Linked DNA regions of Homo sapiens: region 2 is linked to region 1. A link is a loop called in an ENCODE intact Hi-C map of the cell type or tissue named here. Cell type or tissue: thyroid gland. All regions are shown on one strand. Each heading gives the region's core, and the rest is flanking DNA. Links, peaks and the distances in the headings are about the cores only.

Region 1 (10,569 bases), core at 1,016-9,015:
AATTTGAGAGGTGGAAGGAGGCAAAGTGTTTAGTCCAACTTCTATCATTTTACAGATAAGAAAACCAAGGACTTGGAAGAACATGGAAGGGGAAGCTTTTAAATCTAAAAGTTCACTTACATGAACTGTTTTAAAAAGATTCCTTAGCTGCCAAACTACAGAGTTCATGAAGCTATGAAGTAAGGTAGTATAGCTTTTGGTGTTTTATTGTTGTTGTTCTTGTTTTTGTTTCTTTTTTTTGTTCGTTTTTAGTAGCCGAGGATACTGAGGAAGATGAGACGAGAAGAGGAAGTACCTTGCCAACGTTTACACAAGAGATTAACCTGGAAGCTACGCTAAGAGCTTTGTCTTTAGATCCTGGGTTTTCTTTGCATCAGACCCATACCCCTTCCAACCCCCATAAACCGAGAATAAGAGATTAGCCCACTACTTCCCCTCCCAGAAATTCACAGGACAAGAGTGTGCTTCCTCTGTAATAATAGGGAATGTGTCCATTGTCAGAGACTTAGAGTCATACATGTCTTCTGAGACTGAGAAAAACAAAAAAAAAGTGTGAAAATTAAATCAGAAAAGATGAACTTTTAAATTGGAAAAGATCTAATTTCATAGAAGGAGCCAATACCCAAAAGGGTAATCACTTTCTAGCTTTTGGAAGGTTACATTGTGTAAAGAAAGGAGCAAGGGCTCGGGAGCCCAGATGACCCAGATTCTCATTTCTCTTCCCAGGCTAGACCTTCACCAGCCATGCATCCTTGCATAGGTTAGTTAACCTTCCTAAACCTCTATTTCTTTGCATGTAAGATGGGAGTAAAAATAACCACTTCATATGGTTGCTTTGAGAATTGAATATAAAACAACTAGCCTGTGGGAGGTCTCTTATAATTTTTCTTCCTAAAAGGAGGACCCAAGACTGAAAACAGGCTTCCTTAGTCCCAGATTCTATTAAAAAATTTGAGGCTGGGTGCGGTGGCTCACACCTGTAATCCCAACACTTTGGGAGGCCGAGGCGGGTAGATCACCTGAGGTTGGGAGTCAGAGATGAGCCTGACCAAAATGGAGAAACCCTGTCTCTACTAAAAATATAAAATTAGCTGGGTGTGGTGGCGCATGCCTGTAATCCCAGCTACTCGGGAGGATGAGGCAGGAAAATCGATTGAACCTGGGAGGTGGAGGTTGTGGTGAGCCGAGATCGTGCCATTGCACTCCAGCCTGGGCAACAAGAGGGAAACTCTGTCTCAAAAAAAAAAAAATGGATATTTCTGGATGGGGAGCATGTAACTACCTCCCTGGGCCCCCATTTCTCATCTTTTGCAGTGGATACCACCTGAAGCAGCTACCAAGTTCTCTACACCTCTCTCACTTTGGGAATGACCTCGGTACACAGAGGTGGAATGCTGGTGGCCATGCTTGGCCCTAGCCCCAAGCCATAGCTACTGGCCCAGAAGTACACCTTGTATATAAGCCAGGCCATTCAGAGTTTTTCCCTGGGATTTTCTTATCAGAACTAAAGGGAGAGAAAGGAAGAGTCTCAGTCTCTCTCAGGTGGTAGTCATGAAATATGAGTGGTAGGAACCACGGCCCTATAGAGGAAGCCAGCAGTTTATCTAATGGAACTGGCATGCAGAAATGAAAGACATAAAGAAAGGTGCAATTCTGTTAAGTGAAGTCCCAGATTCCAAGTGTCCCTACAACCCAGATATACCCTTTACACAAGGCTTGCAAAATGCTCCAGTGTTTTCTGGTGGAAGAATATCTTCTTGCTTAAGGTAATATTTTGCCTAAGGATTTCTCTCCATTGGGTTGAACTGGATGATCATTAAGGCTTCTTCATCCCTTAATCATCTGTGGTTCTTAAATGTGGACTGAAATACCTACTGTACTTTTATCCTGGGATCCTAAGACTTAAGGACAGAAGAGATTCTCAAGACCCAGGATGATAAGCCACAGGGATAAAAATTTCTAATATATTTTTTCTATACACCTTCCTATGACTTATCCCCCACTCCTAAAGCTAGCAGTATTATTTATATATATGTATGTATAACAATTAAATAGCATTTCATATCTTACAGTGTTCTTTATCATATAGAAAATTTATAACACCCCTGCATGGAGGTGTCACTCTTTTTGCTACTGTTATAGAAACTGGTTTTTTGGTCTTTCCTGGCTTAAATCTCCAGTCTTCTCAGGGAGCCCAACCCTGGAAAAACCTATACCATCTCCACCACTCCTAGGTCAATCAAGTCTTACAGCAAGAGTTTTCAGTTCTGTGGTCCTGACATATCCTTTGCTCTTGAGTCAATGCATTAGTCTGTTCTTATACTGCTATAAAGAACTATCTGAGACTGGGTAATTTATGAATAAAAGAGGTTTAATTGACTCACAGTTTTGCAGACTATACAGGAAGCATGACTGGGAGGCCTCAGGAAACTTACAATCATGGCAGAAGGATGAAGGCGAAAGAAGGCACATCCACACACGGTGGCAGGAGAGAGAGCAAAGGAGGAAGTGCCACACACTTTTAAACCATCAGATCTTGTGAAACTCACTATCACGAGAACAGCAAGGGGAAAATCTGCCCCTATGATCCAATCACCTCCCACCAGGTTCCCCCTCCAACATTGGGAATTACAATTCAACATGATTTGGGTGGGGACACAGAGCCAAACCATATCAGTCAACAACGCCTATTGTAGGCTCACACTGTTAACGTATTCTTAAAATAGCCACTAGGGTCACCTGCAAGAAGCCCTGCAAATTGATTCACTTGAATGGTGTTTTCAGCACCCATAGCACTGGGGCCTAAGAATACGTGCCAGGGAGAATGTCAGAAATGCAAAATATAAGACTCCTAGCCCCAGCAGGTCACCACCTGGGTGGGAAGGAGGTCACTGACACAGATAGCGGCAACCTTCTAGGGATTATGTTATGATCCAGGCAGGTGCTACATTATCCAAGGAAAGAGAACAGCAAACCCACTCCATGAGTTCTGAGAAGGCTTTCCAGGAAACAGCACAGCTGAGTCTTGAATCATCTCAGCCACTTCGCAGTTCTGTAACTTTGGGCAAGTAACCTTATCTCTGGCATGTTAGTCTTCTCTGTAAAATGGAAATAATAATTGTGCTCCCTCATAGGCTTGTTGTGTGTATTAAATGAATTAATGCGTGTAAGGTACTTAAAACAGTGATGGGCACACAGTTAGTATTTAACACCCATTAGCCATTGTCATCATCATTATCATCATCATTAAAAAGTAAGAGTTTATCACAGAGGCAGGCAGGGTAGGATGTCAGTCAGAGGGAATGACAGGGCTGTGTAAAAGCATGTTATACTTGGAGTTTGGCAAATTGCGCCAGCTTGCTGCAAAGTCAAGTGTGTAGGGATCTTAGGAGCTGATTCTCCAGGTATCACCAAACTTTTTCAATAGAGAGTCAGATAGTAAATATTTTAGGTTTTGTGGGCCAAGGGCCAGCGTCCTTAACTTTTTAAGCAACTATTCTCTCCAAAAGTATAATGGTTTGTTTAGCACTTTATGTTTAAAAATGTCAAAACCATGTTTTTTGTTCATGGAACATATAGGTTGTGGGTTTTATTTGGTCCATGAGACACAGTCTGCTAACCCCTGCTGCAGAAAGCAACTAGGAGCTGGGCTGTTAAAGACAGCATAGGCCTTGCTAAGGAGGATGAGCTTCTCTAGGCAGGGGAAAGGCAAAGGGTTTAAACGGAACTTCAAGATCAGATTCGCATGTGGCAAAGTAACATAGAGAGTGGATTGGGGTGAAGAGGGAGGGGCAAGCTTAAGCTAGCAGTCTAATTAGAAAATGACTATAATTGCAATGGAAGTGATATTTGTACAGAGGCAGTACTGATGAGGATGCTGAGAGATATTTAGGGGCAAAATTAACATAACTTGTCTGGATTTAGCCAGTAAGAGAGAAAACAGAACACTCAATGTATCTGCTTATGTAAAGACAGATAGACCTCTACTTAGGGTAGAAGTGAGTGCCCCATCCCCAGAAGCATTCAAACAGAGCATAGATTCCCACCTGACAGGTATTCTGCAGACAGCAATGAATGGAAATAGAAGCAGATAAAGTATCTTCTAGCTCTGAAGGCCCACAGTGCTATGGCTCTGTGATCGTCTTTATCAATCTAACAGGCACAAACGATTTGTTTAGTCAATGAGGGATATAGACAAACTTCACCCCTCAATATGAATCACCTTAATTTTGCAGAAAGCTGTCTATTTTCTATAGTGCTCACATCCATTATCTCTCTGAGGAGCCTGGAACAGGACTCAGACCTGAAACACACTGGACAAACATGAGACGGTTATCATTATTTTAAAAATATGCTTCAGTTGAATATAAAAGTTCTTTACATTATTTCAAGTTTAGTGCAGTTATTCTGACTTGGGAACAGCAAATTATTCACTTCTATACCCCTATAATTTCTTGGACAATAGTTGGCACATTGCAATAGTACACAAATATTTGTTAAATCCTAGCAATCCAGCAGAAGCCAGCTTGGAAAGCATTTCCTCCACGTGGCCTTCCACCATGATGCTATAGAAAAGACCCGCTCGTGTCATCACTGGCTCCCACTGCAATGAGAACAGCATCATTGTTGATAATAACAGACACCTTTTTTTGGTATTCCTTGTGTGGCAGGTGAGGTGAGGGTGAGGTTCCTTACAGACATTCTGCACTAAGCCTCGCAAGGACCTAATGTGTTTCTCTTTTCTTTTCTTTTCTTTCTCTCTCTCTCTTTCTCTCTTCCTTTCTTTCCTTCTTTCTTTTTTTGTCTGAGAGAGGGTCTCACTCTGTCACCCAGGCTGAAGTGCAGTGACATGATCACAGCTCACTGCAGCCTTGGCCTCCTGGACTTAAGCAATCCTCCCACCTCAGCCTCCCAAGACTACAGGTACACCACCTGGGACTACAGGTTAATGTTTTTTGTTGTTGTTGTCGTTTTGGTTTTTTCTTTTCTTTTCTTTTCTTTCTTTTTTTTTTTTTTTTTTTTGAGATGGCATCTCCCTCTGTGGCCCAGGCTGGAGTGCAATGGCACAATCTCGGCTCACTGCCACCTCCGCCTCCCAGGTTCAAGCAATTCTCCTGCCTCAGCCTCCCAAGTAGCTAAGATTACAGGTGCCCACCACCACACCCAGCTAATCTTTGTATTTTTAGTAGAGACAGGGTTTCACCATGCTGGCCAGGCTGGTCTCAAACTCCTGACCTCAGGTGACCTGCCTGCCTTGGCCTCCCAAACTTCTGGAATTACAGGTGTACACCACCACTCCTGGTTAAGGACCTAATGGGATAGATGCCATTGCACTGCCCATTTTACGGATGATAAAGTTGCAGCCCAAAGAAGTGAAAGGCTAATTTTATTTTATTTATTTTTTAAAGACGAGGTCTTGCTATGTTGCCCAAGCTGGACTTGAACTCTTGGTCTCCTGTGATCTTCCCACTTCAGCCTTCAGAGTAGCTGGGATTACAGGCACCTGCCACCACACCCAGCTCACACAGGCTAATTATTGAATAACCCCTGCTTTTCCAGCAGACACAATGAGGGCATTTTTGTATCTGTTTATTCAAGGAGGGAGACATTGGGGCTGTTAGGTGTGCCTGGACTGGTAATAAGGTCTTTTATCATAACCCTCCCAAAGTCTCAGGGCGGCTGTGGCCAACACGCGTCTCCAGGCCCACAGGCTCTGAGGCGGAAACCACAGTTCCAGGTCCCCAGGCTCCAGCCGCCAATGCGGCTACCGACCAGCAGAGGGCAGCTGCGGGAAGCCGTCCAAAGGCGGCCTCCACCCCCATTAGTGCCAATTAAGCCGCGAGATGCAAGAGGCGAGCGCGTGGTGAAAGAAAACACATCTACTTCTGGGTTGAGCTAGGCTGGGTGATCTGCTGGGAGGGACGTTGACCTGCTTCCAAAAAGCCGGCTGGATGGTGCCGTGGTGGCTGCCTGCAAAGGAACACCGGCCTATGGGAACCAGACCCTGGGGCTTCCCGCGAGCTTCTCTTCCTCCAGCCAGCAAAACAGGAAAAGCCTGGCCCAGGGACGGAGGGAGATGTTGTGGAGCAGACGGACTGGCTGGAGCCAAAGGGCAGCCTCTTTGGAGCAGAAAAACAAACCCAGACATATCAAGAGATGCACAGGATGTCCCCAAAGCGCGTGCTCACGAAACAGGGTGAAACACACACACATTCAGAGTGAGCAACAGTCCCAGCCTGACTGATAAAATCCGGACAATCTCAAGCAAATCGCGATGGTTGGTTACTTGTCAGCTGAATACACATGCAGGCTGTGTACATCCACAGGCACAAGTGTATAGATGTAGCACAAATGCCCCCTGTCCCCCCGCCACCGCCACCAAATAAATGCAAATGTTTACCCACTCAGGCATAGGCACATTGAGACTGGAGGCTGCACTGGTTTGAATTCAGAAGGTCTAAATTCCAGTCCCAGCTTTGCCCCAAATCTGTGCCACCTCGAACAAGTTACCAAACCATTTTGGTTCTCAGTTTCCTCATTTGTAAAATGGAGGAGTCAAGCCCGTCAGGTTTCTTAAAATTATACAGCTTTAAAGCATTAAGTTCTCCAAGGAAGCCTGGGACTGCTTCTTATTTCTTCACCAAATCTCTAACCTTAGGGGAGGAACCAGCAAGATGGCCCAGTCCAAGTCCCTGGCCCCAAACCATTTCATGCAACAGCTCTATGGATGTTCTTATCTATCTGACAACCTGGAAATCTTTAAGTCAGCGCGTGTATGATCGTCTCCCTGTGAACACGATCGTACTGAATATGCAATTTCTTTTTCTGTCCTCCTTCTTCACTTAACTTTAGTACAGAGCATAAGAATTTCACAAACATGTTTTTAAATGGCCATGAAATGTTTCCTTAAATGGATAACTGTACCCCTCAGTTCGCTTTTTCTTGCGCGCCTCCCCATGTCCACCCCACACCCTGCGTTAGCTACTATAAATAATACTCCACAAAAAAAAAAAAAAATCTTCATGCATGTATCTTTTTTCTATTTTTGGATTTTTTTCTTTAGAAAAAAAATCCCAGAAATTAAATTACTAAAATTATATCTTATTTTAAGAGTCTTCATGCATATTGCCAAATTGTTTTCCAGAACGGTCGCCCTAGTTGACATGTCTACCAGCAATGCGTGAGATTCTTTATATCATCCCATTCTCAAAAGCATTGACATCCTCTTGTTTTTGTTTAAACTTTGCTAATTCAATAGGCAAAAAATGTTATCTCATGGTTTTAATAAGCCTTTCTTTGATTATTAGAGAGAGTGAACGTTTTTTTTTCTTGTGTTTGTTAACCAGTTGCATGTATTTCCTCTTTTGAGAATTGTCTGTTCTTGCCCTCTGCTCACTTATCTACTGGGTCTTAGTGAATTTAATTGATTTGCATGCGCTCTTTACATAATAAAGATAGTAATCCTTTGTCATATTGGCTGTGGGTATTTTTCCAGTTTGCTTTATGTATTTTCCTTTGTGATTTCTTCTATCACTTCTAAGCTTATACAGCCACCCCATCCTCCAGAGACTTGATAAATATTCATTTCTAATTCCTAGTATTTTTTTCTCCTGGGATGATTTGATTCTATAAGCTTAAGATTCCATGAGACCACAAATCTATGATTTTGTGCTTCCAAGATGAGTACTTCTAGCTCCTGATTTTCTTTCAAGGCATAGAATCCCTAATTTATTTCATATTTCCTTTTTACACGTCCCCACCCTTTGGATTATAAACTCCACGAAGGCAGGGACTGGGTCTGCCTCATTCCACCTGTATCCTAGGGGCCCAGCACAGTGCCAGGCACATAATAGGAGCACACTAAATGTCTACTGCTTGCTTATCTTCCTGATCTGTTTCAAGCTCTCAAGAATGCCCCAGTTCTGGCCCCACATCCAAGCATGCAGCATGGGTCGTCAGATGCATGATGTGACAGCATCTGGGGAAGCAGGAGGGCATTACCAGAAGAGAAGATAGCAATAGTTGAATTAAAAAGTGTGAAGGAACATGGCATGTAGAAAACAATATTGAGTCTAACATGCCAAGAGTGCAGGATGTGTGTGCTTGTGATAGGAGATACAGCTGAAAATGGAAGTTGGACCCAACTGGTGAAGGTTTCCGAGACAGTTTTGGAATTTCAGCCACAAAAATTCCATTCTCCACAGTACAGCCAGAGTGATCTTTTTAAAAGGTAAATCTGATCATGTCATTTTCCTGCCTCACATCTGGCAAAAGCTTCCCTTTGCAGGTAGGACACAGTTGAGAATCTTATTATAGTCTCCAGGGTCCTAGCTTTCCCATTCACCATGCCTCTTGCCACTCTCCCTTTGCTCACATCACAATTCCTTGCTATCCTTCGGCTCTGCCAGGCCTATCCTGTAACCAAGCTTCTGTGACTGCAGATTTTTTCCCATTAACCCTCTCATCCCGGGGCTACACATGTCTGCTGCTTCTCTTATTAGAATAGAGTTCAAACACACAAGACTTCCCACTTACCTATCACTCTTCTCTTTCTCCTTGCTTTACTATCTTCATCCAGTGTATCACTATCTAAAGGCATCTTCTTTGTCTATCTACCTGTTTATTTTTTCTGTCTTCTTCTTGAATGCAAACCTCAGGAGGGCAGAGGCCTTCCCTGTTTTATTTACTGCTACAGTTCCATCACCTACAACAGTGCCTGGCAGGCATAGTAGGAGATGGCTAAATTTTGCTTGAATGCATCAGATAAACTCATGGGCAGCTGGAGCCACAGGGAAAGGGGGTTGTGAGTAGGATGGTGTGTCTGTTTCAGAGATAATTCTGCTGGCATGGTGGAGAATGGTTTGGAGCTAGAGAAACCAGGGACAGGAAGAAGGAATAATGTTACCCATAAATGGTTGATAACCAGAAACTTTTCTGAGAAGAGGATTTGATCCAGGGAGAGCTAGAGATGGAAGAATGTTGTGTACTGGGTACTGGAAAGGGTTTTTAAAAACGTGCAGAGTTAGCAATGTGCTGGCAACCAACCCAAAAAATCCGTAATTGTAACAAACAATTATACGGTGTTTTAGCCCCCTTAAGGCTTTGACACTATCTCAGGATATCCTCACCATCACGATTCAAAGTAGGCAAGGTATAGGCTGCTATCTTCATTTTACAGATGAGAAAACTGAGGTCCTGGAAAATTAACCCAGGGTCACACAGCTTGTGAGCAGTGGATGTACAAAGAAACTGAGGTTCTGATGCTCAGCCCTGCCTGAGCTCTGCCTGGTGTCACAATTTTCCCACAGTAGCTGCCCTCCATGGAATGCTGCTGTGGGTAAAATCATATTTTAGGGTTAATGATCCAGATGAATAATGTTCCCCTGCCTTTGGGCCAGGCAGCACAAGAGAACTGCAGTGTCACTTTCTTCCTTAAGAGAGTTAAAATATCACAAGTCAGAGTGGAGGCCATTTACCCCCACATTAACAGCAAATGCCATTTGTTCCCAATGATATCTCCACATCTGACTTTCGTTTCCCTCCCCCGTGGCTGAAATTACAACAAAATGAAGCAAGGGCCAAGGGAAGGAAGAGATAAACAAGGGTCGGAAAAAGACAAGGAGTGACGCCTCTGTTCAACTAGGCAGACAGGCTGAGAGTCCCAGATCTCCTTATCCTTTCTAAACTGGAGCCAGTAACATCTTTATTGAGGTAGCAATTACTGGTGGCTCAGCAGGAAGCCAGGGGCAGGTCTGGTGGAGAAGTCTCTGGATGTATGAGCTGGAGAGGGAGAAAGAAGGGCTTGGAATGTCTTACGATTCTCCAGAATGGAATAGCTCCCCAACCCTCCAATTTGGCATGCCAAACCCTACCTATTGTTCAAATGCCATCTGCTTCATGGAGCTTACATAGGTCACACCAGTCATTTTAATTCAGAGCTTGCACATATCTGTCATGATTCTTTAGACTGTGAGAAAGATGTGGAAAGCAACAGGGGCATGGAGAACTGCACCCATCCTTGAGCCTGAGAAAAAAGCATGAGGTGAGGGCACAGCACAGACATGGGTTCTCTTCTGGACAGCTCCAGAAGGTGCTAGAGCAGCACCTTCCACCTCTTCAAGTCTTTCCAGCAATGTGCACCCAAATGCAAATAGAGGGGCCATTTGAAAAGCCTTATCCCTAGATGCTGACAGTGGTTCAAGAATTGTGTGGCTAAGGAGAGATAGTGTTTTTAGGGGAGTATGTTCTGGTTGAGGGAATGAGGTCCCATAGCCCACTCTCCCAGAGCCCACCAAACAAGTAATCTGTCTTGACAGGAGCAAATCAATAAACCTTTTTTTTCCTTCCTTCCTCCTTTCCTTTTTTTCTCTCCACTGTTCCTTTCTTCCTCTCTTGTTTCAATTTTTTTTTACTCACTCATTCCTCCCTCATCTTTTTTTTTTTTTTTTGGGGCCTCTCTCTCTTCTGTTTCCCTGAACCCAAATTAATATTTTCAGATATCTTTCCTGTGTTATTAAAAAAATTTCCTTCTACAGAATGGGAGAAAATTTTTCAATCTACTCATCTGAC
Region 2 (10,508 bases), core at 1,789-9,788, 980 kb after region 1:
ATGTGCATCAGTGCTAAAATAATGCCTTGGTCATACTGTTACAATTATTACTGTCCATATAGATGACCTACCCAACACCTAGCCTGGGTATTCCCCAAATTCCTCAGCCTCCAGTGACTTTCTCCTATACCCCGGAGTTGGCCATGAACAACCATGGCCACACCCTGGACTTTGCCAGCACCCAGAGCAGCTCTGACACCAGTGTCCTGACACACTGAAGGGCTCCGATCTCGGTTGGACCTAGAACTCCCCCACATGTGATACAATGTTGACTTTTTTTTTTTCCTTTGAGACGGGGTCTTGCTCTGTCACCCAGGCTAGAGTGCAGTGGCTGATAACAGCTCACTGCAGCCTCAACTCCCCACGCTCAAGCAAGCCTCCCACCTCAGCCTCCCAAGTAGCTGGGACCACAGGCGCACGCCACCATATCCAGCTACTTTTTTGTATTTTTATTAGAGACACACTCTCACCTTGTTGCCCAGGCTGGTCTCAAATTCCTGGCCTCAAGCGATCCTCCGACCTCAGCCTCCCAAAGTGTTGGGATAAAAGGCGTAAGCCACCATGCCCAAAGTGACTACTATCACTAGGAGGCAAATCTCTGCTGCATCTGACAGTGGTGATCATTCAAACTCCTTAGCAACACCCCCAGTTTCCTCGTTAGTGTCCTACTTCTGCAACTATTCCTTCTGTCCCCTTTGTGCATTCCTCTCCTTATCCCTGAAATTCTGATGTCCTCTGCAGTCCCATCATCAACCTTCTTCTTTCCCATTCTATACTCTCCTTAGATAAGTAGGTCAACTCTCAGACTCTTAACTCACACCTATAAACAGGGAGTCCTAGATTGACCTCTTCAGGACTGAGCTCTCTCCAAACTTTAGGCATGCATGTCATCTGCCTCCTGGACATCTCATCTGGATGGTCCACGGGCTCCTCAAAGTCACCACTTTTTAAACAGATTCATCACATCTACCACTGTCCCAGATCTTGCCATCAACCTCCACTATCCACGCTTTGAACTGAGTCAGTGGCACCACCATACCTCTAGTCATGCAAGCCAGACACCTAGAAGTCTTCCTTCACTATGCTTCTCTGAAGTCCTACATCTAATCCTCAAATTTTCCCAACCTTATTTCTAATTACTTTGAACCTTATTTCTTAAATAAGCCCCTCCCCCTCCATTCCTACTTGCTGTGCCCACTGCTCTAATTCACCCTTTCTTGGCTCTCACTGAGGCTACTGGTCTCCCAGCCTCCATTCTCTCCCTCCTGCAATTCACTCTCCAGATAGAGCCAGAGACCTCTCCAAAATGAAAATATGCTTAAGAGTTTTCAGTGTCCTTAAGTGCCACTTAAGCAGCTCAATATGATTAGTTTCCCCAACCCCCACCGGCTGGCCACTTGAAGAAGCTTCACCTTCTTCTCTCGCCTCCTTTAAGTTTTACACTTTGTGCTCTGACAACTCCAAACTGTCTGTGGTGCATATGGGGTCTCTCCTAACTAAACACCTTGACCAATGTTCTCCCTTTGTCCATAATGGCATCCCCGTCCCTGCCTTCCTTCCCAACTAACTCCTACTTATCCTTTCAGATGCAGCTCAGGCACCTTCTCCTCTAAGCACTGCACCCCACATGCAATATCCACACCTAATCTGGATCAGGTCCCCTTCCCTCTGCCTCCCCAGCTCCCTACACTTCCCTCAATCACAACCCTCAACACTCTTTCTTCCCCAATAGACTTGCAAGCAGAGCTGGGTTTTCTTCTCTGTCTGTTCCTTGCATAGCTACTAGGACACAATAGGTTGCCATAGTAAGGACAAGAAAACAGCACAGAACCATCAGCTACCACCTTGGATCACAAAGGCAACCATCAGCTACCACCTTGGATTACAAACGCAACACTCAGGCAGCTCTTTAACTGGCTCACAGTCATGGCCTTGCTTCCCAAAACTCCTTTATCTCAATTTTCTGTTATCCTTCAAAAGATTAGACCTGCATTGTCCAATGCGGCAGTCACTACCCACATGTGGCTCTTGGCATGTGAAATGTGGTTAGCCTGAATTGAGGTGTGCTGTAAACACATCTGAACTTCAAATGCTTAGTTCTGAAAAAAAAAAGTGTTGACTATCTCAATATTTTTACTGATTATATGATGAAATGATTATGTTTTGGGGGGGGATATATATATAATTAAAATTAATTTCACTTGTTTCTTTTTACTTCTTTTAATGTGGCCACTAGAAAGTTTTAAATCACATAGGTAACCCATATGATATTTCTATTGGACAGCACTGGATTAGACACTCCAAAAGAATTTCCGGTTGACTAGAGGATCATTTCCCCACTTTCTATACTACCTCAGCTCTCTTATAAACTTTTTATCTGAAGCTAAAAATTCAGGGTAGGACAGGCCAGTCATAGAAGCTAATAAAGAAAAATCTTACTTCAAGTGTATCAGACATACCTTTTTTTCCTTTGATTTTAATGCCATGGTTAAACCCTGAATGGCTTTATCCCTCTTTAGACTATTTTTCTTCTCTGTAGCAATTTCTCTTTCCTTCTCTCTCAGGTCCTCTTCAAGTGCCTAAATTAGATTAGAAAAAGATTCACTAAGTTGATGCGTTCCAACCAAAATGCACCATAAATATATCTTTAAGAGCACACTCAAATGCAGTTATTCTATCTTATTCCTGTCAACCTGTGATTAATGTTTCCAAGTGGAGCTGAACATAGTGCCATCAGCTCCAAGTTACTGTGTTACCGCTCCCGGCAACAGGGCTGGGTGAAGGGGAAGGGGATCAAATCAGTTGAGACGATGACAGCTATTCCTATGGGAAGGATTCCAATGCCTTATGGAATTTGAATACAGTCAGTCAGAGTCTTTGAAACCATACCAGGTTATTTGGGAGAAATAACAGATCATTAATTTCATTCCTTCTCATGGAGACTGAACTATACATTTATAGTCTGAGTTCATTCTAAAGATAATCATCACCACCTCTCTTCCGGGCTGTTGTGAGGATCAAACAGGATAATGGATGTGAAAGCACTTTCTAAGCTGGCAGGCACCACACAAATGCCTCCTGCTGTGACAGAGGAACCATGGCACATGGGCAGGTCCAAATCTTTGCTCTATCTCTTCCTAGCTATGTGCTCTTAGGCAAGTGACCTCACCTCTCTGGGCCTCAGGTACCACATCTGTAAAATGGGAATGCCTACTTCACAGAGTTATTGCAAAGATTAAGAAACCCTTTCTAGAGTACCTTATGCTTGACTGGCATACAGTAGCATTCAATGAGTGACAGCTACTGTGACACAGAATTATCTGCTGCACTCAGAATAAAACAAGAGGCAAGAATAGGCTAAATCTTCAATACATTTTTTAAAATTGTATCAACATACCTGGATCCTCTCTTCAAAGCTGTTTCTCTCCTTCTGATGCTCCATTTGTGCAGCCTAAGAAAAGGCATTAATTGGTGTGAAGAAGGGACGTGCAATCCAACAGCTTCTCCAGAACAATTAGAATGAGCACGTCCTTGTCGCTTACTCACCTTCCCCCACTACTGTGGAACTCGTTAAAACAAGTGTCCCCTCCCTCTCTCCACCCCACCCAAAGCCCTGCCTGATTTGAATGAAGAAAAATGTGAAGACAACAACCTACCCTGGTTGATCACCAGCCCCACAGAGAGTAAACCACAGTGCTGCTTAACAAGACAAAGGCCTACTAGAGGGCCGTGTGGCGGAAGTGGGCAAGAGAGTTAAGAGGAGGGACAGGAGACAACTGTGGATTACAGATGAAAACGAACTGGCAAGGCCACAGCATCCACTGCTGTGGTAGGAGCACAGGCCCTGCTCCATGAAGAAACCAAGACTTTCTGTGAACAACCAGAACATCCCCAATGTGAACATACGACATGCAGCAGCTACTCCAACAAGAATGGAAGGCCTGGACTAAGACCTACCTGCACTTCCCTGGCCTGCCCAACCTCTTCAAAAGAGCTTGCTGGGGAGGCCGCCTAGGGCGGGGGCAGGAGTCCAGGGAGGCTTTGGGGTCAGCTACTAGCAACCCATCTCTTGGAACCTGGAAAAATGTAACAATTCCTCTGAGCCTGAGCCCGTTTCTAAACGTGACAAGGAGACCATGAGCTCTACCTTGCCAGGTGGCTGGGAGGATTGAACGAGATGGTATACTGAACCCCTCCCATACTGCTAAGCCCGATACGAGTTAGTCCTCTTCCCACCCTACCTCTCAAGTTGCAGACCAAAGTTGGCCTCACACCTACTTCTAACCAAAAAGGCAAGATGGAAAACAATGCACCACAACTGTATCCTAAGAAAACCCAAAGGATGAAAATAAAGTCCCCAGGTAACAACAAATCAACACATGGTAAAACAGAGGTAAGCAGGTAGGGACTGGTTTTCTTTAAGCAACTCTTTATAGGAACAGGAGACTAAGAAGGAAAAAGAATGCCAGGGCCCCTGACAAAGGCAGTTTCTGCTCACTCCTCAGCTGACAGGGGACTCATATTTAGAAGCAGGCTGTGTGTGAACCATGAGGACCGAATGCGCATTCCATCTCCCACAGAGGAGTCTGGTTGGCTAATTAAAGCCCCCTCTTCATGTCCTGTCACCTCACCTCAGTTTCTCTCTCCTTTTCTTCCCTTGGAGCAGCACAAAGTCCTCGGAGCTCTCCAGATGACACATTCTCATCAGGACATGCCATCTGAGATTTCTCCTCTTTAAGGCACTGAATTAAAGCTTCTTTGCTCTTCAAAGACAGCTTCAACTCCTCAATCAGTCTAAAAGAGAACAAAATTTAAATATTAATTCTAAGCTGTTCTCTTAGCTCAGTGGAGCTGGAGGAGGAAGGAAATGGGGCCAGATATCTTCAAAGTAGACATATACAATGGCTGAACACAAACAGAATCACATTTTGCAGGTAGGAGATTAAGCGTCAGAATTCGTGTGACATTAACTGGTCCCCTGCCTGCCTCCAGCCTGGCTCCAGTCAATTCAACTCTGAGCTTCTGGACTCTAGCCAAGCTGTGCTCCTGTTCAAATACCTTCAACGGTCCCCACCAACAGCAGTGGACTACTAATTTCTTTGGCCAAGAAATCCTCTCTCCAAAAGATATGTCACTGAAACCTAAGCAAACAAAACCAATGAAGCAGAGCTGTTCCGATAAGTGTGGAAAAAACGGAATGTCTTGCCAAGACTTCTCAGGGCAAAGTTTAAAAACACTGACTTTCAAGATAAAACCAACCCAAATATCCAACAATGACACACTGGATTAAGAAAATGTGGCACATATACACCATGGAATACTATGCAGCCATAAAAAAGGATGAATTCATGTCCTTTGTAGGGACATGGATGAAGCTGGAAACCATCATTCTCAGCAAACTATCACAAGGACAGAAAACCAAACACTGCGTGTTCTCACTCATAGGTGGGAATTGAACAATGAGAACACTTGGACACAGGAAGGGGAACATCACACACCAGGGCCTGTTGTGGGGTGGGGGGAGGGGGGAGGGATAGCATTAGGAGATATACCTAATGTAAATGACAAGTTAATGGGTGCAGCACACCAACATGGCACATGTATACATATGTAACAAACCTGCATGTTGTGCACATGTACCCTAAAACAAAGTATAATTTTTAAAAAAAAGGAAAAAATAAAAAAATAAAAAACGGTGAAACTCCTTCCCAGGCATTCCAGGTCCTAGGTCTTAGGGCCTACCAGATCAGAGGGCCCTGCCGACAGCTTCAGTCTCATCTCTCACGGGAAACCATCACCCTCTCCATCTCCACTCAGTAGCCTCACTTTCAGTTCTCTCCCGAAGCCAGACTGTTTCATGCCTCTACACCTTTGCTCGTGCTATTCCTTCTACCTAAAATGCCCTTCCCCACCCTACCCCCGCCTCACCCCCACCTCTACCTGACAAACACCCATTCATCCTGCCAAAGCTAATTAAGCTCCCCTCCAGGAAGCTTTGCTACCTGCACCCCTAGTGCCCCACTCAGGAACAGCTGAACACATCCCTCTCTGGGCTGTGTTATCAAATAACACAATATAATTACCAAATTATCCCATATCAACTGCCCCTTGGCCATGGCAAGTAATTCCATCTCTCTGAGCCTGTGCCTCCTCAGCTACAAAATAGGGGTGACTTGTGATTGTGGACCAGAGACAAGCTATTTAAAACAATCTTGCACTGCTCCTGGAATATGGTGGAACTCAACAAATGACAGTTGTTATAATTATTACTTTTTTTTTTTAACATGTAACAATTAGCATTTTGTCAGAAGACCCTCAGAATAGCCTTTCTGCAGCTAAACCAAGAAAGCAACTTAGTTTGGGAGAAAGAAGAAAGATTTTGCAGTCAGACAGAGCTGCCCTAGTGAAGCACAGCTTCCTGGGATGAAGGTAAAGAGGGAGACAAAGGTAACTAAAGCACCTAGCAATGCACTAGGAGACAAGGTGCCAGGCAGCACCAGTGCAATGCCCCAGAAAACCTGGAAAGAGGTGTAAGATTGCCCTCTAGGGGCTCAACTTTGAAATCGTCACATAATCAATGGGAGAGGTAGTCACCGAACTATATACACTTAAAATTGAAGCACTGTGTTGTATGTAATTTATACACCAATAAAACTGAATTTTTTTTTTTTTTTAGTTACCTTAAAGCAAGTTCTACATAGAGAAAAGAAAAAGTAGGCAGGCCTGGTGGGGACTCCTGTGGCCAAGCTGGAGCACCAAGCCCATCTAAGGGGAGGGGTAGCCTCAATCCAGCAAGATGATACCCAGGGCTGCCAATCTCCTAGGTTTTAAACAGAAGGTGGAAATCCAGACTTCTGCATGAAATTCAATTTTTTACATACTGGCAACTAATTCACACTTTAAAAAATACTGTAAGCCAAACAGATCATATCTGTTGGCATATTTGATCTGCAGGACTTCCCAGTATTAACTGCCTTAAAGACACAGAGCAGCTCAAAGGCCAGATTGAAGACAATAAAGTAGCTAAAGCATGCACCTTTAAAAAGGGTGGTGGGAGCCCAGAAAGATATTGGCAGAGTCCATCCACGTGAGGGGTCCCTGGGCCCTAAAGATTCAATACCTTGCCCTGCCCAACAGTGAGTCAATCTGTGTCGCAGATCTGGATCCGTCTCACCAGGGCAAAACCAAGGACTCTGGCTCCAGTTTTCTGCTAACCATCTGACCTTGACTTAGCTTCCTAGGCAGGCCTGCCTTCAGGGAGGGAACACGCTGATCCTACACACCCAGGAAGGTTTCACCACAAAGAGGGCCACACCCTGAGCAAAAATCCAGAGCTGGCATCTGACTGCTGCACTGATCTCTGGGAGTGCGCCTGGGACACAGCTATCCCTGAGAGACAGCTGCATTCATAGGACTGACATGTTGGGTTTTGGTGCCTCTCCAGTCAGACCTATGGGAAATCCCAGGAAGATGCCGCCTTTAGCAAAGCTCTGATCCGACATCCATGGAGACTCTACCACCTAGAACACAGTAAGTACTTGATACACGTTAACCCTTCCCAAAGTCCCCCTTCCAAAAAAAGATGAGCAATTAAGCTTCTGTGGCACATGCTAACAGGACCACTCTCCTCTAGGATCACCTTAAAATGTGCCAGGCTCTGTACCTTTACGTGCTGTTCTCTCTGCTAGGCAAAGCGTCCTCACCCAACTCGCAGGACTCCTTGTCTGACAAGCCCTCCCCATTCCACGCCCAGGCAGAGCTGATCACACCTTGCTTTTGTCACAGCACGGAACCCTGGGCTCACCTCTATCACGGCATCAATCACGACATATATTTTTTTTAACATCTATCCCCTCCCACACTGAGAGCACCATAGAAGCAGGACAACGTTCAGCCCTGCATTCCCAGCACGCATTCCCAAGGCCACACTCAGTAGTTGGTTAAGGAATGAATCTATACTTCCTCTAATTCAAGCTTTAATTCATACACCCAACCACATCCTAGACTCTACTCACTGAAGCTCACAGGCCCTCAAACCCAACATGTGCCAACTGAAGGTATCATCTTCCCTCTCCCTCCACCCAAAAACATTTCCTCTTTTTCCTTTTCCCCCAACAAAATTCAATAAATTGCACCACCCCACAGCTGCTCATGTTCAAAACCTGGGCAAGGGCCAGGCACAGTGGCTCATGTCTGTAATCCCAGCACTTTGAGAGGCCGGCAAATCACCTGAGGTCAGGTGTTCAAGACCAGCCTGGCCAACATGGTGAAACGCTGTCTCCACTAAAAATACAAAAATTAGCCAGGCTTTTTTGGTGGCGGGCAACTGTAATCCCAGCTGCTCAGGAGGCTGAGGTAAGAGAATCACCTGAACCTGGGAAGCTGAGGTTGCAGTAAGCCAAGATCACGCCACTGCACTCTAGCCTGGAGGACAGAGTTAAGACTCCATCTAAAAAAAAAAAAAAAAAAAAAAAAAATGCCTGGGCAAGGGTGTGTCACTGTAGCTTTTCCCCTTATCCCCCAGATCCAGTCAGTCACCAAGCCCTTCAAGCCCATCACATCCACTCTACCTTCTAGCCTGTTCTCCTCCATTCCCAGCTCTGTCACCTCCACTTTGGTCACCATCAGCTCTTTCCTGGATTTCTGCATCAGCCTGAGAACCAGTCTTCTACCCAGCCCCAGTGTCAATCCATTCCCCAAGGGCAGGCAGAAAGACCTTTCTAAATTTAAATCTGATCTTGTCATTCCCTGAAGCCCCACCTTTAACTCTTCAGTGGCTTCTTGTATGCCTTTAGGATAAAACTCAAATTCTTCAATAAGGTCCATGTCACCTCCCCAGCTTCCCTCTCCTCACCTCTTCCCCACTCCTTTCCAGAACACAGCACTCAGGCCAGGCTATGCACCCTCCTGTACCTGCATCCTGCCATGTTCCTTCTTGCCTCTGGACTTCCACTCGCACTGTTCCTTTACTTTCCTTTCTCTGTCCAAGTAATTCTTCCTCTTCCTAGTACTTCTCCCGGGAAGCTTTTCCTAATCCCTCTAAACTGAATTAGATATATGTTAACCCAGCATTGATCCTACTTAGCCCTTATCATCCTGCTCCTCCCTCCACCCCTCCCACCCTGCTGGATGATAAGCTTCAACTCAAACAATGAGATTCCTGGGGAGAGGAACCCAGGCTGTATCACTCCTTCTTACATTCTCATCACCACTGTGCTGAGTAGAAGATGCTCAGGTGATATTTTTTGAATAAAAGGCATAAAGATCCAATAGAACCAATTAACTGACTGCTCAGCATCTGTCAGGACCCTCAGAGGGCCTTTTCTATTCATTCTGTCCCAGGACCTCTTTTCAAACCTATCCCAAACCCTCTCCTTCCCCTTCACAGGCGCCAGGAATTCTGCCAGTCTTTTCTTCTTTGGTGGCTGCTCACATACTCTATTCCCTGGGTCCCCTACTCCCAGTTTAACTGCTCCAGACCTGTAGCTCCCCCAGGAAGACAAGCCCATAAGCCTTCTAAGGGCTTCACTGCTGATGGGTTGGGAGAGATACAAGGGAACACGGAAATGATTCTGTGGAATTCTCACAGTCTAGTGGCTCCATGGGTGATGCCTGGAAAGGCCAGTACTCTGGGGGGAGGCTCAGTAGGAGGGCACTTCCCAGGGAAGTTTCTCTTCCTAGCCATGAAGTCAAGAAAAACACAAGGTGTCAAATGGGTAAACTGAGATGATATATATTCATTCCACTGAGGTCCATGGGGAACCCAGTTTCCTCACTCACCTTGAAATTATTAATCATAAAACTTTCATTTTCCAGATCAAAGCTAAGAAAAGATTGCAGAGCACCAAATAAATGCTCGCACCTCCAAATGCTGAAGCTAGGGCACTTACATGGAGGCATGGGCTCTCCCTCTGGGTCTATTTACTTTTCTTTTACAGATAATCCTATCCCAAAGATTAGGATTTGCTCATCTGATTTTCCAAGCAGCAGACTCCAATCTCCACAGGTGGTACCAAGGCAGAAGTAAAAGCAGACAAGAGTTGAGGAACCCGGCAGTTAGGCCAAGCACCTAAACAACACAGTAGTGCTAGTCAGTGCAGAGGGCAGGCACCAAATGACCAAGAAAAAGGAGCCAGTCAGTATCCTCCGAAACAGATCATTTGCTTTAGAACAATTTCTATCAAATTCCAAACAAGCTCGGCTCTTCAACAGATAGGTCACAGGTTAGCCAGCAGTTGGACTTATATTTAGTTAACCTTCCATTTAGTGACTGCCAAATAAGGCAAGAGTATCATAATGTAAGGTTTATGGTAAGGAATAAACTCAACTTTCTCCTGACAAGTTTTTACCAAAAATTTCGTTGCAAAATATGATGGGCACTAAAGACTGCCTAAAGGACATATCAACTACCCAATAAACTAGAAGGCACCCATTTTATCGTGGATCATCAAAGAGCTCTGTATTTGGTCTACACTGTTTTATTTTTGACACCTTGCCCTGTACTCATT

The links. Hi-C counts contacts between places; a loop is a spot of excess contacts. Peaks named below come from ENCODE experiments on the same cell type or tissue, not always from the same donor. Only the 100,000 strongest peaks of a DNase experiment are listed, where the experiment ranks them.
Region 2: a loop joins it to region 1, with 6 times the contacts of the local background. A loop is called at or near these places in 5 of 110 quality-filtered maps.

The regions. Positions count from the first base shown.
Region 1 is chr9:119,550,468-119,561,036 of GRCh38, forward strand. No RefSeq gene overlaps it. Among named protein-coding and RNA genes, the nearest start is that of BRINP1, 190 kb to the left of the region's middle. RefSeq lists enhancers at 5,441-5,961, 5,912-5,961. In thyroid gland, for the core only: a CTCF peak has its summit at 5,767 (motif pointing right); a DNase peak (open chromatin) is centred at 5,874; H3K4me3 peaks cover 409 bases.
Region 2 is chr9:120,525,347-120,535,854 of GRCh38, forward strand. It overlaps CDK5RAP2 (CDK5 regulatory subunit associated protein 2), which reads right to left. Exons shown (of 38, transcript NM_018249.6): 8 at 4,632-4,794; 9 at 3,398-3,451; 10 at 2,460-2,579. Among named protein-coding and RNA genes, the nearest start is that of CDK5RAP2, 50 kb to the right of the region's middle. In thyroid gland, for the core only: CTCF peaks have their summits at 6,550 (motif pointing left) and 6,749; DNase peaks (open chromatin) are centred at 5,055, 6,515 and 7,246; H3K27ac peaks cover 2,766 bases.